Linked DNA regions of Homo sapiens: all the other regions are linked to region 4. Evidence: chromatin contacts called from ENCODE Hi-C or POLR2A ChIA-PET data. All regions are on one chromosome and are shown on one strand. Each heading gives the region's core, a stretch centred on a gene start or an enhancer-like site at or near the end of the contact. The rest is flanking DNA. Distances are from core to core; before and after follow the strand shown.

The links. Hi-C counts contacts between places; a loop is a spot of excess contacts on that map. ChIA-PET counts read pairs that join two places held with the same protein, here RNA polymerase II (POLR2A). Pooled maps may share reads with other maps.
Region 1: a map of CD8-positive, alpha-beta T cell shows a loop between it and region 4 (8-fold over the local background). The contact joins the promoter of VKORC1L1 here to the promoter of TMEM248 in region 4. A Hi-C loop is called at or near these places in 2 of 168 maps with a recorded cell type or tissue (CD8-positive, alpha-beta T cell and naive thymus-derived CD4-positive, alpha-beta T cell), 1 of 37 single-sample maps with no recorded cell type and 11 of 50 pooled maps.
Region 2: a map of CD8-positive, alpha-beta T cell shows a loop between it and region 4 (5-fold over the local background). The contact joins the promoter of ERV3-1-ZNF117 here to the promoter of TMEM248 in region 4. A Hi-C loop is called at or near these places in 2 of 168 maps with a recorded cell type or tissue (CD8-positive, alpha-beta T cell and naive thymus-derived CD4-positive, alpha-beta T cell) and 4 of 50 pooled maps. POLR2A ChIA-PET finds 5 or more read pairs at or near these places in 1 of 52 experiments (GM12878).
Region 3: a map of CD4-positive, alpha-beta T cell shows a loop between it and region 4 (6-fold over the local background). The contact joins the promoter of ZNF92 here to the promoter of TMEM248 in region 4. A Hi-C loop is called at or near these places in 1 of 168 maps with a recorded cell type or tissue (CD4-positive, alpha-beta T cell), 1 of 37 single-sample maps with no recorded cell type and 6 of 50 pooled maps. POLR2A ChIA-PET finds 5 or more read pairs at or near these places in 1 of 52 experiments (HEK293).

The regions. Positions count from the first base shown.
Region 1 is chr7:65,868,469-65,874,384 of GRCh38, forward strand. VKORC1L1 (vitamin K epoxide reductase complex subunit 1L1) reads left to right here and starts at 4,606. Exons shown (of 3, transcript NM_173517.6): 1 at 4,606-5,097. The coding sequence starts at 4,904. RefSeq lists silencers at 4,298-4,357, 4,378-4,877, 4,591-4,770, 5,318-5,387 and enhancers at 4,453-5,004, 5,556-5,916.
Region 2 is chr7:65,001,601-65,007,995 of GRCh38, forward strand. ERV3-1-ZNF117 (ERV3-1-ZNF117 readthrough) reads right to left here and starts at 5,146. Exons shown (of 4, transcript NM_001348050.2): 1 at 4,941-5,146. ERV3-1 (endogenous retrovirus group 3 member 1, envelope) reads right to left here and starts at 5,087. Exons shown (of 2, transcript NM_001007253.4): 1 at 4,941-5,087. RefSeq lists an enhancer at 5,018-5,077 and a silencer at 5,178-5,347.
Region 3 is chr7:65,368,906-65,375,512 of GRCh38, forward strand. ZNF92 (zinc finger protein 92) reads left to right here and starts at 4,950. Exons shown (of 4, transcript NM_152626.4): 1 at 4,950-5,095. The coding sequence starts at 5,093. RefSeq lists a silencer at 4,815-5,085 and an enhancer at 4,981-5,380.
Region 4 is chr7:66,919,882-66,926,336 of GRCh38, forward strand. TMEM248 (transmembrane protein 248) reads left to right here and starts at 1,344. Exons shown (of 7, transcript NM_017994.5): 1 at 1,344-1,580. RefSeq lists a silencer at 1,386-1,635.

The DNA.
Region 1 (5,916 bases), core at 3,356-5,855, 1.0 Mb before region 4:
TAGATATCTACCCAAAGGGAAAGAAATCAATATATCAAAAAGTACCTGTACTCATATGTTTATCACAGCACTATTCATAGTAGCAAAGATATGGAATCAACCTAAGTGTCCATCAACAGATGATTGGATAAAGAAAATATGGTACATGTACACCACGGAACATGACCTAGCCACATAAAGAATGAAATCGTGTCTTTTGCATCACTGTGGATAGAACTGGAGGCCATTCTCCTCAGTGAAATAATTCAGAAACAAAGTCAAATACTGAATGTTCTCATACATGGGAGTTAAACAATAGGTACACATGAGGAGCAACAGATATTGGAGACTCCAAAAGATGGGAGGATGGGAGGAGGGTGAGGGGTGAAAATTTCCTATTGAGTACAATGTTCACTATTTGAATCATGGCTACACACAAAGCCCAGACCTCAGCACTCCACAATATATGCATATAGCACTCCACAATATTTGCCCCTGGTCCAGTTGTGAAGTCTCATACAGAGTATCAATCAGTCAATGTTCTCCCTTGGTTTTGAATGTATTTCTTTTACTTCAAGAGTAAGTTGTCAAGTGTGGTGGCTCACACCTGTAATCCCAGCACTTTGGGAGGCCGAGGCGGGCAGATCACTTGAGGTCAGGAGATCAAGACCAGCCTGGCCAACATGATGAAAACCTGTCTTTACTAAAAATACAAAAATTAGCCAGGCATGGTGGCAGGCACCTGTAGTCTCAGCTACTCAAAGGCTGAGGCAGGAGAATCTCTTCAACCTGGCTGATGGAGGTTGCAGTGAGTCAAGATCACACCACTGCACTCCAGCCTGCGTGACAGAGCTAAAAAAAAAATTTATAAAAATAAAACTAAATAAATAAAAATTGTAAAAAAAGCACACGGGATGGCAGAACTTGTTGCAGCCACCTTGGAATATAGAATTTGCCACAGAGGGCAAGTAGAAAAGTATGTCAGAGTTTAAGATTTCAGAAATCTAGCCATCCAAAAGGATCATAAGAGCCATTCCTGTGGCGGCTTTGGGGAGTGGATGCAAAGGTCATCAGAGCTGAGAAAGACGTGGGATGATGAGTCAGGCGAATTGCATGCTCATCCACATGGATGCTGACATCCTCAGGAAAGCAGAAGGACTTCAGATAACAGAGGGCAAAACACGATTTCATTCTTTTTTTTTTTTTTTTTTTTTTTTTTTAGAGACAGGGTCTTTCTCTGTCACCCAGGCTGGAGTGCAGTGGCATGATCATAGCTCACTGTAGCCTTGAACTCCTGGGCTCAAGTAATCCTTCTGCCTTGGCCTCCTGAATAGTTAGGGCTACAGTGTGTGCCACCACGCCTGGCTAATGTTGTATTTTTATTTTTTGTAGAGATGGGGTCTTGCTATGTTGCCCAGGCTGGTTGATAACTCCTGGCCTCAAGCGATTCTCCCACATTGGCCTCCCAAAGCATTGGGATTACAAGCGTGAGCCACTGTGCTCTGCCTCAAAACACTCTTTTAAAAGCTTTTGTTTTTTTTTTTCTGTAGTGGTGAAATAATTAACCTCTGTGGTGAGGACTTCCTTTTTATTTGGGAAAAGATATTTGCTGTGGGCCTATTGTTTCTGCAAAAATACTAGTAGCTAACATTTTTTGAGTGTCCATTCATTCATTCATTCATTCAAAATATATATATGGGGGCCAGACATGGTGGCTCACACCTGTAATCCCAAGGCCAAAGCGGGTGGATCACCTGAGGTCAGGAGTTCGAGACCAGCCTGACCAATATGGTGAAACCCCATCTCTACTAAGTACAGAAAAAAAAAAAAAAAAAAGCCAGGCGTGGTGGTGCATGCCTGTAATCCCAGCTACTTGGGAGGCTGAGGCAGGAGAATCACTTGAACATGGGAGGTGGAGGTTGCAGTGAGTCGAGATTGCATCATTGCCCTCCAGCCTGGGCAACAAGAGCAAAACTCTGTCTCAAATTTAAAAATAAAAATAAAAATAAGTGAGGGCTTATGAGGCATCAAAGGTCATTTATAGAATGTTGTTAGCAATTTAATTCATGATAGCTAAAAATGGGCCAGATGTCCATCCGTAGTAGAATGGACACGTAAAATTGTGGATATCTAATATAATGGACTATTATACAGTAATGAAAAATAACAATCACTATTCACAATAGCATGGGTAAACCTCCCAGACCTATTGATGAAAGAAGCCAGATGATCAAGAGATCTCATCAACTGAGTAAAGGAATCTATAAGAAGGGAAGTTGCAGGAGTCTACTTAGATTTATTAAAATCATTAGGGATGTAGAGTGAGGTTTTTGTTTTTTGTTTTTGTTTCTTAATCAGTGTGTCATTCTGTCATCCAGGCTGGAGTGCAGTGGGGCAACGTTGGCTCATTGCAGCCTCAATCCACACCCCTGCCCCAAGCCCTCTGGGCTCAGTCAGTCCTCCCAAGTAGCTGGAACAACAGGCATGCACCACACCTTGCTAATTTTGTATATATTTTTGCAGAGACCAGGGCTCCCTATGTTGCTCAGGCTGGTCTTGAACTGCTGGCCTCAAGCAATCCTCCTGCCTCAGCCTCTCAAAGTGTTGTGAGCCACCCCACCTGGGCAGAGCAAGGATGTTTTTGAGGACTGTGGTAGATAGCTTCCTCATATTCATGTCCTGTGTAATCCTCTCCCTCTGAGCATGGGCTGGACCTAGGGACTATTTTCTTTTTCTTTCTTTCTTTCTTTTTTTTCTTCTTTTTTTGAGATGGAGTTTTTCCTTGTAAGCCAGGCTGGAGTGCAATGGTGTGAGCTTGGCTCACTGCAACCTCCACCTCCCAGGTTCAAGTGATTCTCATGCCTCAGCTTCCCAAGTAGCTGGGTTTACAGGCATGTGCCACCGCATCCGGCTAATTTTTGTATTTTTAGTAGAGACGGGGTTTCACCATGTTGGTCAGCTGGTCTCGAACTCCTGACCTCAGGTGCTCTACCCACCTCGGCCTCCCAAAATTCTGGGATTACAGGTGTGAGCCACCATGACTGGCTGGACCTAGAGACTATTTTCTAAGTAGCAATAGACTTCGTAAAAGTGATGGGATGTCACTTCTGGGATTAGGTTTCAAAAAAGGACTGTGATCTCACTCTCATTTTCTTTTTCTGTCTCTTCCTCTTTCTCCTCCCTCTCCCTGGGGTAAGCCTGCCGCTTCTTACCAAGAGGTGCAAGTGGACAGGAAATGATGTCTCCAGCCAACAGCCAGAGAGGACCTCAGGCCTGCCAGCAGCAGTGGAAGTGAGTTTGAAAGAGGATTCTGAAGCCTTGAGAGAGCTGCAGCCCTGGCTGACAGCTTGATTGTATCCTCATGAGAGCCTGAGCCAGAGGACACAGCTAACCTCACCCAGATTCCTAGCCCGTGGAAACTGTGAGGGAAAAAAAAGTTTATTGTTTATTAACTGCTAAATTTGGGGTGATTTTTACCCAACAATAGATAACGAATACAAGGATATTGCTTATTATTCAAAATCACTATATAAAGCCCCTGAAAAATTGAAAGCTGCAACCAGGGAAACACTGAAAATCTCCAAGAACCCTGTGTTTCTTCTTAAAGACAGTGAGAAAAAGCACATACATCTGTTTTCCTTTTAGTTTTGGCCACCAGGAAGCTCAGAGCCAAATTTATGATGCAATTTTAATAACTATGTAAGCCCCTATGGCCTGCTTATCTGTGTTCTTATTCCTGGCCTTTCATTTTATTCTGACTTTTCTTTTTCTTCGTCCTGATTGTATTAGCTCATCTTTATTTTTCTATATTATATGAGTTATGGTAAGCAACTTCAAATTCAGCTTACGGAAAAGCAAGGCATTCGTAAATCTCTCTTTTTTTTTTTGAGACTCTTACTCTATCGCCCAGGCTGGAGTGCAGTGGCACGATCTTGGCTCACTGCAACCTCCACCTCCCGGGTTCCGGCAATTCTCATGCCTCAGTCTCCCGAGTAGCTGGGATTACAGGCGCCCACCACGACACCGGGCTAATTTGTTTTTGTTTGTTTTTTGTATTTTTAGTAGAGACGCGGTTACGCCATGTAGGCCAGGCTGGTCTCGAACTCCTGACCTCAAGTGATCCACCTGCCTCGGCCTCCCAAAGTGTTGGGATTACGGGTGTAAGCCACTGTACCCGGTCCATAAATCATTTTTTAAAAATAGTTTTTAAATTTAAAACATAGTTTTGCACATTAAAAAAAAAGTTTTGCACAGGTCTAACCGAAGGTGGTGGTGGGAAGATCAGGTCATAGGTGTGGGTCTCTGGAGCTCCAAGCATTGGCCAGGGTTGATTTGGATTGGGTCAGAAATATACAACGAAAAAGGGAAAAAGGATGGCAATTGATTGCCATCCCCAGAGGGAGGGGCCGAGGGTTCGCCCAGTCACCCACAGTGGCATCCTTGCAATGTGCTAGTTAGACCGCTCCTTTAAGTCCCTCCCGCACTGGCCCGCTCGGCCCCGCCCCTCTCTGGCTCCGCCCCTCCCCACCCCTGCCCCGCCCATCCCCACCCCTGCCCCACCCCTTTCTCCCCCGGGCTCCACCCCTCGCGCGCGACCGGCCGCGCGGCGCAGCGCCACGCCGCCTCAGTCTCCGCCCGCCGATCCGGCCTCTTCGGCCGTTGCGCACTCCACCCCCTCCCTCCGCGCCCGCGCGCGCCTTCCCCGCCCCGTCCGCCTCACTCCTTTTGGGGCGGTTGGGCCGCGCGCCTGTGGGGGCGGGGCCCGGAGCAGGCCACCGAGCCAATGGGGCGCGGCGGCGGCGGCGGCGGTGGTGGCGGCGGCGGCGGAGGCGGCGGTGGCGGCGGTGGCGGCTGGGTCGGGCCCCGACGGGCGGCGGCGGCTGAGGTGGAGGCGGAGGGAGGCGGCGGCGGCGGCGGCGGGAAGATGGCGGCTCCCGTCCTGCTAAGAGTGTCGGTGCCGCGGTGGGAGCGGGTGGCCCGGTATGCAGTGTGCGCTGCCGGAATCCTGCTCTCCATCTACGCCTACCACGTGGAGCGGGAGAAGGAGCGGGACCCCGAGCACCGGGCCCTCTGCGACCTGGGGCCCTGGGTGAAGTGCTCCGCCGCCCTTGCCTCCAGGTAGCCGGCTTGGGGGAGTGGGCCAGGAGCGGCCGAGCGGGGCGAGGGTGGAGTCTCGGGGTGGGGAGCGCGCGGCGGGAGCTCAGGCCTGGGGGCGGCGGGGACCGGGCCGCTGGGGAACTGACGGGGTCGGGTCGGGGCCAGGCGGGGGGCGGCGGCGGGGCGCTCCTGCCCGGGGGGCGGCCTGAGCCCAGGCCGCGGGGCGGAGGTGGCGGGGCCGCGAGGCAGCCGGGGAGGGATGAGGTGGCAGAGTGCAGCCGGGAGGCCGGGGCGGACGCGGAGCGGTCGGGCGGGCTGGGGCCCGGCTGTGCAGGAGCGCGAGGGGGCTGCGGAGGGTGGGTCCAGGCTGGCTTGACAGGTTTCCTGGTTCTCGGGAGGCGGGCCGGGGGTGTGGGACCTTGTCCACCGCACCCTTGAGACCAGCGGCAACCTCTTGTCCCCCCGATCGCTGCAGCCGAGGCTTTGGGGCCGGCGCGGAGACAGGGGGGTTGCCTTTCCCACTGTCTTCCTGGTGCTAGGACAGGTGTTTCCGTGGTCAGGCCTCTTTGTACTCCAGCGCTAGTGAGAATTTGCAGACTTAACTGGGACGGTGACATTTGCTGGCAAACACGAATTTGACCCTACTGTGGAAGAAGATACCCGCACTTAACATATCTGATTTCTTGGATTCCCTCTCGTATGTTTCAGTGTGCCAGGAGAAGGAAATGGTCTGAGTTTGGGTCTAGTTTAAGCTTCATTGGAGTAAAGGACAAGTATGTTATGTATATGGTGGTGTTTTAGGCATTGGAATGACTTTTAAACGTTGTTGCCTATTAGCAT
Region 2 (6,395 bases), core at 3,896-6,395, 1.9 Mb before region 4:
GTCCTCTCTCACAGTGGGAGTGGGAGGAGACCTCAAATCCCAGGACAATGGGCAGTGTGACAGCCTGTGTACAGGAGAGCAGAGTCTCTCATTCCCAGACACCCAGAGTTCCATTCCAGGCCAGGCCTCTGAGATGTCTTTCTTCTGGCACCAAAACTGTAATGTTTGCTGAACACCAAGCAATTCTTCAAAACCAACACATTGTCTAAAATTTGAATTATGACCCCACTTAAGAGTCAGCACAGACCCTGATCCAGGGCTCAATCTCACAACACTGTCTTCACTGCAGACACCAGTCACAAACCCTATAGGTCCATCTATGCTTTTGAGCTACTGTTTAAAAATTCAGGACTCCCATAAATCTCTCAAGTTCAATAATTTTATAGAGCTGCTCACAGAACTCAGCAAAATACTGTAGTTATGTTTACCCATTTATTATACAAAATACAACCCAGAAAACTCAAGTGGAAAAAATGTATAGGACAAAGAAAAGACGTGGGGAAAGATGAAGCACATAGATAATCCTGGTAAATAGCGTTAATAAAATTCTCTATCCTTTGTGTTCTCCAGGAACAGTTTATGGAAAGAAACATCCTTTCATTATGACTTAGATGGTGCTCTCTTGTCTGACTTATCACATAACCAGACACTGACTCTGCACATTTTCTTCTTTTTTGTATTAAAAAATTAGCTAAATTTGTCTTCAGTGGTCAAAATAAAATGCTTTTTTGTTTGTTTTTTGAGATGGAGTCTCACTCTGTCGCCCAGACTAGAGTGTAGTGGCACGATCTTGGGTCACTGAAACCTCTGCCTCCAAGGTTCAAGCAATTCTCCTGCCTCAACCTCCAGAGTAGGTGGGATAACAGGCACATGCAACCATGCCTGGCTAATTTTTATATTTTTTTTTAGTAGAGATGGGGTTTCGTCATGTTGGCCAGGCTGGTCTCGAACTCCCGACCTCAAGTGATCCCCCGGCCTTGGCCTCCCAAAGTGCTGGGATTACAGGCATGAGCCATTGTGCCCAGCCTAAAATACTTCTTAATCAAACTTTACTTAAGTTTATCTCCTTTCCACAGGCTCCTGAACTTTGAGCTACTCTCAGTCTGAGCCAACATACAGCCCCATTTTATGTTCCTCCTAAAAACTTGCTGACTTCATGGTAAAACAATTTCTGATCTAAAATCTGATTTTTTTTCATCCTCCATTTGCTATTCCCCTCTGACCTTCTAATCTTTTTTGCTCCTCCCTAAGAAAGAAAGCCTTTATCTGTTTAAACTTTGCAATCCTTAAAGCTCTTATAGTTGGTACTTCGTTCTGTTGCAACACTCTTTTAGAATTCAATTTTTTTACATAAACCTAATTTAGCTCATTTTACAAAGTCTAGAAACTGCCTCAAAACAGTAACAATTTCATCTGCAGTAAGACCCTCCCAGTCCCATTCCATCTTAATGTTAACTGCATCTGTCTGTGGGTCCCCAGCTTTCCAGGGCTCTGTCACTTTTTTCAGTATAAAGGCTTCTTCCATGGCTAGAGTGAGCAGGCTGGGACATCTGCAGGGAAGGTTTCCTAGAAAGAATGAACTGAGCCTTTAATACCCTCCCTCCCTGGCTGGGTGCAGTGGCTCACACCTGTAACCCCAACATTTTGGGAGACCAAGGATCACCTGAGGTCAGGAGTTTGAGACCAGACTGGATAACATGGTGAAACCTCGTCTCTACTAAAAATACAAAAATTAGCTGGGTGTGGTGGCACCTGCCTGTAATCCCAGCTACCTGGGAGGCTGAGGCAAGAGATTTGCTGGAACCAGGAGGCAGAGGCTGCAGTGATCCAAGATCTCACCACTGCACTCCAGCCTGGGCAACAGAGCAAGGCTCTGTCAAGAAAAAAGAAAAAGAAAGAAAGAACCTCCCCGCTTTTTGCAGGCTCAATATTAGCATTAGCTTGGGGTCACTGGGCACAAGCTTTAATTTCCATGTCAGAGTTATTCACTTGGTTTTTGAAACTGAAAAATTCAGAAAAATTACTCAAACACATTGTTTATATAAGGGAAGGAAATTTTACGGTACTTACATTTCATACCTCAATAAGAAATACAAAAGCATTTATTCCTTTAAGACAATATGTTATTATTTCCATTAAAAATCATGTAGTAAACAATTAGTCATATGGGAGCACTTCTAGGAGATACCAAGTTTCCTCTCATAAAATTTAGCATTAACATCACATATCAAGATGATAGAGTACAGAACAGAGGTATTCCCTGTAACAAATGTACCCTGCAAAAAGAGGAACTGATGTTTTCATGAATGTAACTCACCAATTATCTACCACATTTTCTTATGGAAATGTATTCATTTTCTACAGCCAAAATGGAAGAGAGATTTTCCCTATTTTTTTCCTTTGTAGCACTCTAAAAACTAAGCCTTGGAATTCTGTTGGATGTCACCAAGTCATTAAAAAAACACACCTGGCTGGGCGCGGTGGCTCACGCCTGTAATCCCAGCACTTTGGGAGGCAAAGGCGGGCAGATCGGGCAGGTCACCTGAGGCAGGGAGTTCAAGACCAGCCTGACCAACATGGAAAAACGCTATCTCCACTAAAAATACAAAAAATTAGCTGGTGCATGGTGGCACATGCCAGTAATCCCAGCTACTTGGGAGGCTGAGGTAGGAGAATCACTTGAACCCAGAGGCAGAGGTTTCAGTGAGCTGATACTGAGCCATTGCACTCCAGCCTGGGCAACAAGAGCAAAACTCCGTCTCAAAACAAAACAAAACAAAAACAAAAACACACACCTGAGAAAATTTCTAAACTCGGTCTGGGAAAGAAAAAGGTAAATGAGTTTTGTTTTTGTTTTTGAGACAGAGTCTTCCTTAAATGAGTATTCTTAAGAATGGAATATAGGATTAGATATTTATTTTCTTCTGAGCCCCACCTCTTTTATGCCCTTTGTAAATATTTTCTTACCTTTTAAGCCCTACTAATAAAATGCAAGTTACAGTTAAAAAACTGTAGTCAAAATAAGTGAACAAACCTTTTCAAGGTGACAAACCCAGGGAGCTACGGTGCTCATTAAAAAACAGATGTGTTTGACTCATATGTCAAGTCAGGCCACCCAATCCCTTGAGAGATTCTCCCACCCCCATCCTGCTCACTTAAGTGCTCAGTGACCACCCTCTCCAGAGACACTGTACTAGGCCCCATTGAGTGCCCCAAGGTGCATTTCACTTTGCAAGTTGCTGCACCATCTCACTGGGGCCAGGTTTGATTTTTTTTTTTTTTTTTTTTTTGTCTTTTGGGATACTATTTTCTCTTTCATAATTCTTGGAGAATCCAGGTGGCAGTAATTATTTGTTTTTCCCTCATTACCACCATCTGATTGGCTGACCAGCAATGTGTCTTCGAGAAATGGAACCCGGGTTGCTTGAAGACAATCTTAACTTCTCTAAGGGTTTGCTTTTCAAAGGAAGAGTACCCCAGGAGACTCCTCTCAGCCTCAGGGCATCCACCTGCTCCCTTGAGAGGCTACACTCCAACTTCAGGCTGTCCTGTCTCCCATTCCCAGATATGCGAAGTTTCATTCCAGGCCAGGAGCTGAAATTTACTAGACATTGTAGCATACACAGCCACAGTGGATATCTTGATTTATCCCCAGACAGTACTGAAACCCAGAACCAGGGAAAAAACTGAAGGGTGGCTGAGGACACATTACCTTATAAAGTTTCCAAAGGGAAACCCTGACCCAAAAATATTCTGATAAGGTTTCTGTGGCTAGAGGCAATAAAAGGAAAGGAGGCACAGAACATTTTTTACAATACAGTGTCAGGGGATTATTCTTTGCTTTCTTCTCTTGGGAAATCTTTACAAACAGAAAACAAATCTTTTTTAAAATGCCAGCCAATGCTTTGTCAAAAAATGATTAATTAAAATATGGTACCTAAAATGTACACTAAAGTGTACATTAAAGGACAAATAGTTGATAATGTGAATTAGGGAGGGGAAATTGGCATTTGGGAATGTCAGAAGGAACTGGAAATTTAGTATTTTACTGCAAGCCAGAGTTAGGCTGGAGGAATGGGAAATGGGGAGAAGTCTTGAGACCCTGCTTGAGACAGAAGTGAAAAATGCAGAGGAAAATCAGTGCCCTGTGGAGTGTGAAAATAATTAAGTGGCAGGCAATTAGACTGAGGTGGCTCCAGTCCTAGGGTTGCTACTTGCAAAAAAATCTAACTCGAATGATTTTTTTCTAAAGTATTACATTGGGGGAAAATAAAATTCAGGCTTAACCAACTATAAACTGCCAATTAACCTCTCATTACATGACCAGGGAATTTCCACCTTGATCGTACAAATTAAGAAACTACATAACTTTACCTAACCAATTATTGAATTTGCTTTCCTTTATCATGCACTTTATAAAAGTGTTTTCTTCAAGCCCCTTCCATAAACCACAAACTACAAAACATAGCTTGGTGCTCTACAATTCTTGAATTACTCTTTAATTAAATTCTTTAATATTTCTGCGGAGACTTCCACAAATTTTTAATAGAAAAAAAGGGGGACTGGGAACCCCGCAGACCAAAGCTCTTCCCATTCATGAACTCTGCATCCTGAGTCAGTATTCTCCCCTGACGACCGTCCAGTGGTCCCTGCACAATCGGGGAGAGCTGCGGCAGTGGGGGCAGAGCTGCCCACAGAGGACTCCAGAACAAGGCACAGTCACTGCGCAGGGAGGAGACAGGATGCCCGGGGTCCGAGCTGTCAGCCCGGCCGCCATCCTATGGCTGAAGGGGACTGAGGGCCGAGCTGCGCCAAGGAGAACTCGGGGCCGCGGATTTTGGAGCCAGCTGCGGGGAGGCCAGAGTCCCGCCACAGCCACTTCCCACCAGTTCCAACCAGCCCCGCCCCCTCTCTCGGGATGTCGGACCCGGCACTCTCACCATTTCTAGGCTTCCAGTGGGTCCTGGCGTCTTAGCTGTGGATCTCCCAATACCTGCAGGTAACGAGGCCACAGAAGCTGGGCCTCTAGGAGCAGAAGACACAGAGCAGTGAAGACTACACCAGAAGCTCCGGCTGCCGCCAGAGACAAAGGCCCCACCAAACCCGGAAGCCGTCCTGTCTGCTCCAGCTGAGTGCCTGATTGGACGGGTCCCAGCCCAGCGTCCCTGATTGGATAATGTTTAGGGCCCCACCCTCTCAGGCCTTGATTGACAGAAGACGTGCTCAGATGCTGGGCTGAATGTAGAGTGAACCCTAAGCCTTTTCAGGCAGAGCTTCCTCCCTGAGCTGACCCAGGCCCTCCCCAGACGGCATTTGCCTTGTAAGGCAACCGTCTGAAATAAAATGTGAGCCATGTGTGAATTCTAAATTTTCTAGTAGTTAAGAAGAAAGAAGAAACAGGTGAAATTCATTCTAACCATTTAATAACCCAATATATCCAAAATATTATTTTAGTATAGGAGCAATATGTAATTATTAATGTAGTGTATATATTCTTGGAACTAAATCTTTAAATCTAACCCTGTATTTTACCTTTCTAGCACATCGCAGTTCAGACCAGCCATATTCCAGCTATCCTGTAGCCACACATGGCCAATAGCCACCACATTGAAGTGCAGCTCTGATTTCATACTTCCTCTCTCTCTCTCCTCAAACCTCCTGTGCTTCCTTCCCTCCCTCCCTTCTGCTAAGCTGATGCTCACTTCTCCAACGTTACTAGAAGCCCTCAGAGTGAATGTTCTTATCTTCCCACCATCCACCGACTGTGTCTCTGTTCCTTCCACTGTCACTGTGTAATAATTGCCCTTCTGCGGCTGGGCATGGTGGCTCATGCCTGTAATCCCAGCACTTTGGGAGGCTGAGGTGGGAGGACTGCTTGAAGCCAGGAGCTTGAGACCAGCCTGGGCAACATAGTGAGACTCCATCTCTACAAAAAAGTTTAAAAATTAGCCATGGGCTGGGTACGGTGGCTCACGCCTGTAATCTCAGCACTTTGGGAGGCTGAGGTGGGCGGATCACCTGAGGTCAGGAGTTCAAGACCAGCCTGGCCAACATGGTGAAACCCTGTCTCTATAAAAATACAAAAATTAGCTGGGCCTGGTGGCGTGCACCTGTAATTCCAGCTACTTGGGAGGCTGAGGCAGGAGGGTCACTTGAACCCAGGAGGTGGAGGTTGCAGTGAGCCAAGAACGCACCATTGCACTCCAGCCTGGGTGACAGAGCGAGACTGTGTCTCAAAAATAAAAATAAAAGTTAGCAAGGCGTGTTGGTGTGCACCTGTGGTCCCAGCTACTCAGGAGGCTGAGCTGGGAGGATAACTTGAGCTCACGAGTTCAAGGCTACAGTGAGGCATGATTGGGTCACTGCACACCAGCCTGGGTGATGGAGTGAGACCT
Region 3 (6,607 bases), core at 3,700-6,199, 1.5 Mb before region 4:
ATGGCAACCTTGATGTAAATAGCTGTTTACACAAGATAAAAAATCAAGACATCTCTGCTATCATGACACTCTTAGTTCACAGATTTTTTTTAATGGCTCTGTAAATAACAAAAATAAAAAAGGGGTCTCTTGTGTGCACTTATGGGGTATACTTTTATATGTAGAGAATTTTGCACCAAACCTTATATATGAACAAACTTATGCCTTGATAGGTAAAAGATGAAGGGCCAATGTAGGTGAGAAATTTTAATGGGACATTTGTTGCCTCATAATACCAGAAACAGAATATTGGTCCACTGCTCTTAACCTACTTCATAAGTTAAAGAGAACTTATTCAGAATTGGTTAGGGAGCATTGCCAGGAAGCCATTACTCCTCTGAATGGGCATAATTTTTAGGTCTTTTTTCCCATGGTTTAGAGTAAATGAGGCAATGGTTAGAAATTTATCCCCTATAATTGGGTCTGTAGCAGATTTTACTGTAAAGGCTATGGTTACACGATAGACTTTAAACTTTCTTATTAAAGTTGTGCTAAATGATGAATTTCTCTAGATTACTTACTGGATAAACAGAGAAGTATCTGTGCAGTTGCTAATACTTGTATTTGCACTAGAGAAATACATTGGATATTACAGAGATTCAGTTACAGGAGATTAATGAACAGGATGCTTGGTTGAAATGAATAGATCATTTATCTAGCTAATTATTTGATTTATTTAATTGTAGTTGGTTTGTTCATGGGGACCCTGGCTAAAAAGCGTACTTCAATCTCTTGGTATTACCCTCCTGATGTCAAAATAGTAGTCTCCCTACTGCACTGTATTCTCTCAAAAGTTATAAATGTTTGCATGCAGTCATCTCCAGAATGTCAAATGGTTTCTCATTAACTGGAATGACAAAAACTTAAAGACATATGTGACCATGAGGACACCATGACCTATGAATAACATAATAGATAAGGACAAAAACCCAAAACAATGGAAACTAAGTGGCACGAAGGCCCTGAGTTTTGGTCAAAATCTGACCCACATGAGAACTTAACCAAATGGAGGGAATTTTTAAAACAAAATTATCGGAGGCCACTATTCCTGACTGAGCTTGTGCACTAGGCCCAAACAGACCAAACCAAACCAAAATGGAGTCACTCATGCTAAATGTCACATAAACTGAAAATTTAAGGAAAGAGGTAGATCCTTAAGATCTATAGGCCAGGTTTTGTTTTTCATGTGTAAACAGTAGATTTCAACACAAGGAGGTCCTCTTACTGTAAGCCTTTAAAAAAATAACCTGAAGGCTTTATTTCCACTTTACGAAACCCACAGTTCTGTTACTTCACAGTGGGATTTGAAACTAAATAAGTACATTTTTAATGGTGACAGACTGATATCAGTGTCTAAAGTTTTGGTCTACATCTGAAAATTGAGAAGGTAACCAAAAGGGAAAAATTGTTAAATTAATTATAGCCTAAACCTGCCCCCTTTCCTGTATAAGTTTGGTCAATAGGTATTTTTCAAGATAGTAAACTGAAACCTAACTAGATATGTAAGTAGACTGTAACACATTCTTGTACCAACCACTGTGTTTTTGCCAATAAAAAAGTTAACTGTTCAAACAATGTTCAAATAAGGCAAATCCCAAGCTGTAATCAATCCGGCTGTTTCAGTACCTCACTTTCATTTTCTGTGTGTCACTTTGCTTTTTTTGTCCATAAATCTTTTTCTACCAGGTGGCTGTGCTGAAGTCTCTCTGAGCCTACTCTGGATCCACAGGCTACCTGATTTGCAAATTATTTTTTGCTCAATTAAACTCTGATAAATTTAATATCTCTAAAGTTGGTTGTTTTTAAGTTTTCAAATTTTTTACAATAAAAAATAATGTGTTGGGCTTTGATTTTCTAAACTCATCCCTCAGCGATTTTCCCAGATTATTCTACGTTCTTTCAAAATGCTTCTGCAATTTCTTTTTTTAAAAAAATTTTCGAGATAGGGTCTCACTGTATCACCCAGACTAGAGTGCAGTGGTGTAACCACTTATGGCTGACTGCAGCCTTGACCTTCCGTGCTCAAGCAATCCTCCTGCTCCAGCTCCCCGAGTAGCTGGGACTACAGGCATGCACCATTATGCCATTATGCCTGGCTAATTTTTTTAACTTTTTTCATGAAGACAGGATCTTACTATGTTGCCCAGGCTGCACTTGAACTCCTGAGCTCAAGTGATTCTCCCATCTCAGCCTCCCAAACTGCCAAAATTACAGACGTGAGCCACCGTGTGCATCTGCAGTTCTTGAGAGTATTAGCAATAATTAAACAGTACTATATGGGCATAAATTTGAAAGAATCTGGCATCTATTCTAGAAGGGTCACTCGCCAGGATTTCAAGGGTCTAAGGCAGTTACTTTGGTAGTGTTATTTATGGAGGTGCATTGGCTTTGGGGTCAGACAGAGTTGATCCTGAATCTCAGCCCAGCCACTTAGTAGATGTGGGTCTTTGGACAAGTTTCCTGATGTACAAGAGTTCTATAAACCACATATGCAAAAAAAGGTAGAATGATACTGATTGCAAAAATGGTAGCAATTTTTTATCCCTTCTATGTCCACGCCCGTTGCCAGGGATTTTTACAGCTGTTCCCATTGAGATCCAGAATCTGTTTTCCGAAACCTAGATCTGGCTGGCCTTGTTTGCTCAAGGCAGTAAAAACATGTGACCATGATAGCGTGCCAGTTTGGGGCTTAGCAGTCTTGAATGCTTCTGTTTTTCTTTCACAATGCTGCCATCTCTGTGAAAAAAAGCCCATGCTAGGCAGCTGGAGGATGACATACCATGGGGAGGAGAAGCAAGGTGTCCCTGTTGACAGCTCCAGAAGCGCACATCCAGAAGCACAGCTGCCTAGTTAACAAGCAGCTGATAACACATGTCTGAAGGAGCTCAGCTGAGATCAGAAGAATTGCTCCACTGAGCCCAGCTTAAATGACTGACCATCTCAATTGTGAGCTAAGAAGCCTTAGCTGGGTTGGGCGCAGTGGCTCACGCCTGTAATCCCAGCACTTTGGGAGGCCGGGGTGGGCGGATTACCTGAGGTCAGCAGTTTGAGACCAGCCTGACCAACAAGGAGAAACCCCATCTCTACTAAAAATACAAAATTAGCCAGGCGTGGTGGCGCATACCTGTAATCTCAGCTACTCAGGAGGCTGAGGCAGGAGAATCACTTGAACCCAGGAGGCGGAGGTTGCGGTGAGCTGAGATCGTGCCATTGCACTCTAGTTTGGGCAACAAGAGCGAAACTCTGTATTTAAAAAAAAAAAAAAGCCTTGGTTGGTTTGTTATGCTGCAATACCTAACTAATACGTGCACACAGTGCAGATAGGATGCCAGGATTTAATGACAGGTTGATTACTGGTTGTTATAGTTACCTTCCAACAGTTGGCACCCTAAAAGTGCTGATTTTTTTTTCTGCTCTAAAGTTGGATGTTTTGTAAGATAATATTGAGTAATGCAGAAAAATATGTAGGCATGTTTGCATGGGATTGGTACTTGTACTCACACAATCCCCACGCCACAGGAGAAAACAGATAAACACACTCTGGCCACTAGGGCCAGGCCAAATAGCAAAATAAGTTTACCTTTAATCTGTTTTCTCTATACTTAAACACTGGAAGTGATGACTGTGGAGAGATCTGAAGACATAGCGTTTAATCTCCTGTGGCCCCATCATCTTTTGGTTACTGTCTGATCTCTGGAAGAAAGGTGGGCAACAGGTGGCCAGCAGTGGTGTACCTGTGGTTATTTTATTCTTGCTGCCCTCTGCTCTTTCTATGGTGACTATCTTGTTCCACCCTCAAAACTGTAGAAAGATGTTGGTAAAGAGAGGCTGTCCCCTCACTTCTGGCAGAAAAGGGGTGTTCAGACCCTTCACCCTCCTGATGTCAGGGCTGCATTTCAATGTGGCAGCTATTGGCCATGTGTAGCTACTGGCTGCCTGGAATGTGGCTGGTCTGAATTGCAATGTGCTAGAAAGGTAAAATAGAGTTAATTTCAAAGATTCAGTTCCAAATAAATATATATACTTTATTAATAATTACATATCACTCACATATTAGAATAAGGTTTTAGATATATTGGGTTAAATTGTTACAATCAATTTCACCTGTTTCTTGTTTCTTTTTAAAGTTTGGCTGCTAAAAAATGTACAATTCACGTGTCGCCCACATTTTATTTTAGAGGATTGCCTTCTTTTTAAAATTTCAGGCTGCCTGCTTAAAAAAACAGAAGTTGGCCGGGCTCTGTGGCTCACACCTGTAATCCCAGCACTTTGGGAGACCGAGGCGGGCGGATCACAAGATCAAGAGATCAAGACCATCCTGGCCAACATGGTGAAACCCCGTCTCTACTAAAAATACAAAAATTAGCTGGGTGTGGTGGCGTGCGCCTGTAGTCCCAGTTCCTCGGGAGGCTGAGACAGGAGAATCGCTTGAACCTGGGAGGCGGAGGTTGCAGCGAGTTGAGCTCGTGCCACTGCACTCCAGCCTGGCGACAGAGCTAGACTCTGTCTCAAAAAACAAAAACCAAAAACAAAACAAAACAACAAAACCAGAAGCCAGGAAGGTCATAAAATCTGAAAATTTTGAATAATTGGTATTATATTCTTTGCATTTGTGAATAGACATATAATATACTATTTATAAATGCATATGGCCTTATTCACAAGGTTAAATGCAAATACTGTCTGGGGTGGGCCTGACTCAGCTCAGGGAGGAAGCCCCGTCTGAAAAGGCTGCAGCTTAGGCTGTCACTCTTCCTTCAGTCCAGCATCTGATCACATCTCCCGTCACTCAGGGCCCGAAGGGGCGGGGCCTTAAACGTTATCCAATCAGGAACGCTGGGCTGGGAACCATCCAATCAGGCACGCAACTGGAGCGGACAGCACAGCTTCCGGGATTTGGCGGGGCCTTTGTCTCTCGCTGCAGCCGGCGCTCCACGTCTAGTCTTCACTGCTCTGCGTCCTGTGCTGATAAAGGCTCGCCGCTGTGACCCTGTTACCTGCAAGAACTTGGAGGTTCACAGCTAAGACGCCAGGACCCCCTGGAAGCCTAGAAATGGTGAGCCTGCTGGGTCCCACATCCCGAGAGAGGGGGAGGGTCTGGCTGGAACCGATTGGAAGTGGCTGTGGCGGGCCTCGGGCCTTCCCGCAGTCGGCTCCGAGATCCGCGGCCCGAGTTCTCCTTGGCGCAGCTCGGCCCTCAGTCTCCTTCAGCCATAAGATGGCGGCTGGGCTGACAGCCGGGACCCCGGGCGTCCTGTCTCCTCCCTGCGCAGTGACTGTGCTTTGGCCTGGAGCCCTCCCTGGGCAGCTCTGCACCCGCAGCGTCGCATCTCTCGCCGAGTGTGCAGGGACGACGGGAGAATAGTAAAGAGAAGAATCCTGACTCGGGGTGCGGGGTTTATGAATGGGAAGAGCTTTGGTCCGTGTGGTTCTCAGGTCCTCTTTTTTCCTATTAAAAATTTATGGGAGTCAAGGTAAAAATATTGAAGAATTTAATCAAAGAGCGATTCAGGAATTTTAGAGCACCCAGCTATGATTTGTAGTTTGTGGTCCGTGGGAGGGGCTTGAAGGAAACACTTTTATAAGATGCATAATGAAAAAAAACAAGTTTAATAATTGGTTAGGTACAGTTACGTCGTTTTTTAATTTGTATGATTAAGGTAGAAATTTCCTGGTCATGTAATCAGAGATTGTCAGTTTATAGTTGGTTAAGCCTGAATTTTGTTCCCTCGGTGTTATTTACCCTCCCCTCCCCCCGCCAAAAATGCATTTGAATTATATTTTTTTTAAAGTAGGAACCCAGGGACTAGAGCCACCTCAATCTAATTGCCTGCCACTTAATTATTTTCACATCCACAGGGGACTGATTTTCCCCTGCAGTTTTCACATGTGTCCCAAGCAGGGTCTCAAGTCTACCCCCCATCCCTCATTCCTCCAGCTTAATTCTGGCTTGCAGTAAAATACTAAATTTCCAGTTCCTTCTGACATTCCCAAATGCCAACTTACCCTCCCTAATTCGCATTAGCAAGTGTGTTTCCTTTAGTGTACATTTTCGATGGCATATTTTAATTAATCATTTTTGGCAAAGCATTGGATGGCACGTTTTAAAAGATTTGTTTCCTGTTTGTAAATATTTCCTATGAGAAGAAAGCAAAGAATAATCCCCTAACATTGTATTGTAAATCTCTGTGCCTCTTTTCTTTTTATCTTCCTTAGGCACAGAGATCTTATCAGAATGTTTTTGGGTCATGGTTGCTTTCCCTTTGGAAACTTTATGGGGTGATGTGTTCTCAGCCACCCTTCAGTTCTTTTTCTGGTCCTGGGTTTTAGTACTGTCTGGGGCAAGATACCTACCATGGCAATGTCGCTAGAGTGTCTAGTAAATATCAGCTCCTGGGTCATTTTCTCTCGTAGAATAACCTGAAGTATGGAATGTAGCTTCTCAAGGGAGCAGGTGGATGCCCTGGGGCTGAGAAGCATCTCCTGGGCTACTCTTCCTTTGAAAAGCTTACCCCTTGAGATATTAAGATTGTCTTCACTCAACCCAGCTTTCATTTCTTGGAGAAAC
Region 4 (6,455 bases), core at 94-2,593:
GTCTGCAGTGAGCCATGATCATGCGACTGCACTCCAGCTTGGGTGACAGAGCAAGACCTTGTCTCAAAAGCAAGAACAACAAAACTTTATTACCTTTAAAGCACCCTGTACTCCTCCCCCATCCCATTCCCCTAACACTTAACATGAAGTTTATACATCTTTTTCTCATGCTTCATGTCAGTTCAAACAATTATGTATGCATCTCTAAACAATATGTTATGAACTTGCCTGTTTTGAATTTTACATAATGGAAATATGTAGCAGTGTACCATTTTGTGATTTGGTCCCTGCCAATATAGTCTGCAATTGACTACCATAATTGTGTGAGCTGTATTAAATAATTTTCACTGGTCTTTTGTACCCGATTAAACACGAAGATGGGCCAGGCGTGGCAGCTCACACCTGTAATCCCAGATCCTCCCGAGGTGGGAGGATCACTTGGGTCCAGTAGTTCGAGACCAGCTTGAGTAACATAGGGAGACCCTGTCTCTACAAAAACAAACCAAACCATGAATATATCAAAGTTGGTTTTTACATTTGACTGTATGGACATCTGCTTTTTCTCCCCAATTTTTAGTGAGTCATACTGCTGCTAAAAACATTGGTGTTGCTATGAGCATTATTTTGTCTACTTGTGCATAGGTGCAACTGTTTCTCCAGGGTAATATATTCTCAAGAGAGGATGTGTATATCTTTAAGTGTACTGCATAATGCCAAATTACTTTGCAAAGTGATTGTACAAAATTATACTTTAAAAATTTTCATTTTCATTTTATTTTATTTATAAATAGAGTCAGAGACTCCCTATGTTACCCAGGCTGGTCTGGAACTCCAGGACTCAAGCGATCCTCCTGCCTTGGCCTCCCAAAGTGCTGAGATTACAGGCCTGAGCCACCGCGCCTGGTCCAAAATTACATGTTTATCAGCAGTGATTAATATACAAGCACATCAACAGACACACGCATAGCACACACATGAGCATGCACACGTGTGCGCACTCCCTACACATCTACGCATGCACACACCCATACCATCACACACCACACACGCGCACACAGATGCACATACATGCACTCACTGCACACACCGTTGTACACGATGCACACTACAAGCCACATACACGCACTACGCACACACGCACACGCACAACACCAGACCGGCACACAGACCCATAAACGTCCATCACGCACTCCACGCACGTCCGCATGCACGCTACCCGTCCCGGAAGCGTGGTCTCCGCCGCCTGCCTCTGACGAAGCTTGTCCCGGCCGCGCCACCGTCGGACGCCCGGGGTCGGAGGTCACGGCGGCGTTGGAGGTGGCGTGGTTTTTTTTTTTTTTTTCACCCGGAAACCGCGGTTGCCGGAGCCCGAACTGAGGCGGCGGCGGGAGCCCGGTTGGCGTCTGGTCTTCGCGTCGGCCCCGCGGAGCCAGACGCTGCCCCCGGCGCGGGGAGAAGATGGTGCCTAGCGGCCTCGGGCCCGCCACGCGCCGCCACGAGTGAGCCCAGCGCGACCGCGGGCGTCCGCCGAGCAGCTGGCCCGGCTGGGCCCGGGGCGCGCAGCTGCCCGCCGGGGCGGGGTGAGCCGGGGCTGGAGGGCGGGCTGGGGTCGGGCCCAGTCGGGGCTGCCCGCGGGGCCGGGAGCGGGGAGCGTGCTGGTCGGGAGCGGCTCCTCCGCCGGCTTTTTTCACCGCTTCTCAGGGTGCAGACCCCGCCCCAACTGCTGGCGGGGGTCGCCCAGCATCGGCCGACCTCGGCCTGGTCCCCCCACACTGGGGTTTGCCCACTCGCGTCCCCCGAGCCAGGGTTCCCTGCCGGCCTTGGAGATGGCGGGACTTCCCACGTCTGGAGCCGAGGCCTGGATAATTCGGATTTGGCACGGGAAACATCTTGGTCGTTTGCCATTTTTCGGCTTTGGGGAGTGTTTGCGTTTCTTCTCCGTTTGGCAGTGAAACACATCTCAGAAAGGTGGGAGGGAGAGACTCACGTACGTCCACAAAGTTAAATGGCATAGTGGTGTTCCCTGTGTCAAGCTTGGTAAATATCCGGAATGGGGTGGATTCTTTCTTCATGTTTTTAATAAAATGAGGAGTGATCGCAAGGTAATCTAGAGGCATGTAGTTTCAGTTCCCTTGATGGGGACCATCAGAAATAAAACCAGGCTTGTTGTGCTGTTTTGAGTCGTTTGAACGCCGTACCCATCGGACAGCTGGTGAGGAGGCCTTTGTGGAAGAATCTGATGTCTGAGTTTAGTTCTCAACTAGCAGGTGACAGCCCTCACTGGCTGATGAATGGTGAGCTTCTCTGAAGCCTGCTTTGTAAAGATTGTGGCTTCCGCCTGAACTGCTTCTTTCCTGCCTCAAAGGTGAGCCGCTACGGGAGGGAATGGGAAGAAAAACTCCGAGACTGCTGATGAATATGTGATAAAGTGGTTTGTCTCGATAGCACCATCAGCTTGGGTCAGCTTAGGGTCTCAGCATGTGTATCTCATTTGTAGATGAGTGTTCCATCAGCGCTTGACCGATAAGGGTGTCCATCTACTTCCTCTTTTCATCTAGGGATTCTGACAGGAAATAGACCTGTCGCGCACCTAAGGTATACTTAGGTGTGCATTGACCCTAAGTGCATTTACTCTCTAGGATTAAGGATTTGGAGTTTCAACTTGTAGTGAAGATTCTGGGAGAATTCCTGTGGCCTGAATCAGGTGGACTGGAATCACTGCTAGCACCGGAGTCTCAATGCTAAAATCACCAAAGGCTAGTTAACTGGCACCTTCTCCGTTTAGGCTCTAGCTGCATCTGTGGCAAGGAGGAAAGGTAGATTATATATATATATGTTTTTGAGACAGAGTCTCACTCTTGTCGCCCAGGCTGGAGTGCAGTGGTGCGATCTCTGCTCACTGCAACCTCTGCCTCCCAGGTCCAAGCAATCCTCCTGCCTCAGCCTCCCTAGTAGCTGGGATTACAGGTGCCCGCCACCATGCCCAGCTAATTTTTGTATTTTTAGTAGAGACAAGGTTTCACCATGTTGGCCAGGCTGGTCTTGAACTCCTGACCTCAGGTGATCCATCCTCCTCGGCCTCCCAAAGTTCTGGAATTATAGGCGTGAACCACCCGCACCTGGCATAAGTGCGAATATATTAATAGTTTCTGCCTGTAAGGAATGTACTTAGAGGAAGCAATAGGCTAGAAAATGTGGCAGGACTGAATTGCCATAGTGGTATACCAACTGTTCAGGATTTTGTTATGGTTAGGATCAGAAACTAACTTTTTTTTTTTTCTTGAGGCGGAGTCTTGCTCTGTTGCCTAGGCTGGAGTGCAGTGGCGCGAAGTTAGCTCACTGCAACCTCTGCCTCTCAGGTTCAAGCGATTTTTCTGCCTCAGCTGCCTGAGTAGCTGGGATTACAGTTGCCTGCCACCACGCCTGGCTAATTTTTGTATTTTTGGTAGAGACGAGGTTTCATGTTGTTGGCCAGGCCTTGAACTCCTGACCTCAGGTGATCTGCCCACCTTGGCCTCCCAAAGTGCTGGAAGTATAGGTGTGAGCCACCTTGCTCAGCCCGAAACTCGTGAAGTAAACTTTGAGGTGGACCTAGAAAGATCAAGAGGATTTGGGCCATTCAGAATTAGCTGGGAAATGAAAAAACTAGGGCCAGTTGGTGGACAAGCACCCAGGCTAGGTAGCTGGACAATCAGTGCCTAGAAATATTGGCAGAGGCAGCTAGTTAAGGGTTAAATGCTTTTCTAAGAAAGATAAGCATAAGCTACCCAGTCTAGTTTCTCGTAGATTTCTGGGTTTTTTTGTTTTTGTTTTCTTTGAGATGGAGTCTTGCTCTGTTGCCCAGGTTGGAGTGCAGTGACGCAGTCGGCAACCTCTGCCTTCTGGGTTCAAGCGATTCCTCAGCCTCCTGAGTAGCTGGGACTACAGGTGCATGCCGCCACACCCAGCTAATTTGTGTATTTTTAATGGAGACAGGGTTTCACCATGTTGGCCAGGCTGGTCTCAAACCCTTGACGTCAAGTGATCCGCCTGCCTCAGCCTCCCAATGTGCTGGGATTACAGGCGTGAGCCACCAGGCCTGGCCTTTGGTTTCTAAAGAATTGTTTTCATTTAATGAGTTTGTCTTGTTCTGTAAGAGGCCGTTGGCATAAAACAATGCTTAACTTATTTTATTAAGGACAATGAAAAAGATGCTGATTGTCATTCCTGTCTGGTATTGACAATCAGGAAATTAAATTTGATGTCTGTGAGTTGTTTCAGTGCCTGTGTTCAGTTTGCAGGAGCACAGCTCTAGTCTGGTCTCTGCAGCTCTGGCTACAGCCAAAGGATAAATGGCAAGCCCTTCAGTCCTCTCCAGAGGGTTTTTAGTGAAATCTGGTCCATGTCACAGAGATGGTGTGTTTCCCTTGCCCAGTACTGAAGAACCTTTGAAGCCATTCACACAGGATGCCATGTAATTGCTCTAGATGATATGACTGATCTCAGGACCTCACTGGCCTCAGCCTTAGCCCTTATTTTATTTTATTTTATATATATTTTTTGAGACAGAGTCTTGCTCTGTCGTCCAGGCTAGAGTACAGTGGCGCGATCTCAGCTCACTGCAACCTCCGCCTTCCGGGTTCAAGCGATTCTCCTGCCTCAGCCTCTTGAGTAGCTGGGATTACAGATGCCCGCCACCATGCCTGGCTAATTTTTCTATTTTTAGTAGAGACAGGGTTTCATCATGTTGGTCAGGCTGGTCTCAAACTCCTGACCTCAGGTGGTCCGCCCACTGCGGCCTCCCAAAGTGCTGGGATTACAGGCATGAGCCACCACACCTGGCCTTATTTTTATTTATTTATTTATTTGAGATGGAGTCTCACCTTGTTGTCTGGGCTGGAGTGTAGTGGCATGACCTCGGTCACTGCAACCTTCGCCGCCCAGTTTCAAACGATTCTTCTGGCTCAGCCTCCCGTGTAGCTGGGACTACAGGCACGCACCACCACGCCTGGCTAATTTTTTTGTATTTTAGTAGAGATGGGGTTTCGCCATGTTGGTCAGGCTGGTTTTGAACTCCTGACCTCGTGATCCGCCCGCCTTGGCCTCTCAAAGTGCTGGGATTACAGGCGTGAGCCACCAGCCCCGGCCCTATTTTTTAATTAAAAAAAATAATTATTACGGGACAGAGTTTTGCTCTGTTGTCCTGGCTGGAGTGCTGTGGGTGATCATGGCTCACTGCACCCTCCTCCTCCTGGGCTCAAGTCATACTCCTGCCTCAGTCTCCTGAGTGGCTGGGAGCACAGATGTACACCACCACACCTGGCTAATTTTTTGATTTTTTGTAGAGGCAAGGTCTCACTCTGTTGCTCAGGCTGGTCTCAAACTCCTGGGCACAAGTGATCCTCCCATCTTGGCCTCCCAAAATGCTAGCATTAAAGGTGTGAGCCACCCAAAAATAACTGTATTAACTATATTTACCACACTGTGCAATATAACTCAAAAAAGAAAAAATATATTCCTTTTCTCTAACGGACTTTGTACCCTTTGACCATCATCTCCCTGTTCCCCACCCCCTGCTTCTGTAACCATAGTTCTGCTCTCTGCTGCAATGAGTTCCATTGTCTTCTAGATTCCACATATAAGTGGAATCCTATATTGTGCTTCTATGCCTGGCTTATTTCTCTTAGTATAACGTTCATCGCTTCTGTCCATGTTGTGGCAAATAGTGCTGCAGTGAACAGACATCTCTTTGACAATCTGATTTCAATTTGGGGTAGTATATATTCAGCAGTGGGATTGCTGGATCATGAAATAATTCTATTTGTAGTTTTTTCTTTTTTTTTTTTTTGGAGACAGAGTCTCGCTCTGTTGCCTGGATTCAAGCGATTCTCCTGCCTCAGCCTCCCGAGTAGCTGAGATTACAGGTGCACGCCACCACGCCACGCTAATTTTTTGTATTTTTAGTAGAGACAGGGTTTCACCATGTTGGTCAGGCTGGTCTTGAACTCCTGACCTCATAATCCACCCGCCTCAGCCTCCCAAAGTGCTGGGATTACAGACGTGAGCCACCACGCCCGGCCTATTTTTAGTTTTTAAAGGAATTTCTGTGCTGTTTTCCATCTTGGCTGTACTAATTTACATTCCCACAGTGCATGACGGCTCCCTTAGCTCCACATTCTCACCAGCATTTGTTTTTCTTTGATAAAAGTCATCCTGACAGGCGCGAGATGATATCTCATTGTGATTTTAATTTGCACTTCTCTAGTGATTGTGATATGTTGGCCAACTATATCTGTTGGCCATTTGTCGGTCTCTTGAGAAACATCTGTTCGTGTCCCTTGCCCATTTTTTAATCCCTAGGGATTTGGAGAAGCTACTTGCAAACCATACGTCTGAAAAGGGGTTAATATCCAAAATATATACAAAGCTCAAACAACTCAGTAGCAAGAAAACAAAAAATCCAATTGAAAAATGGG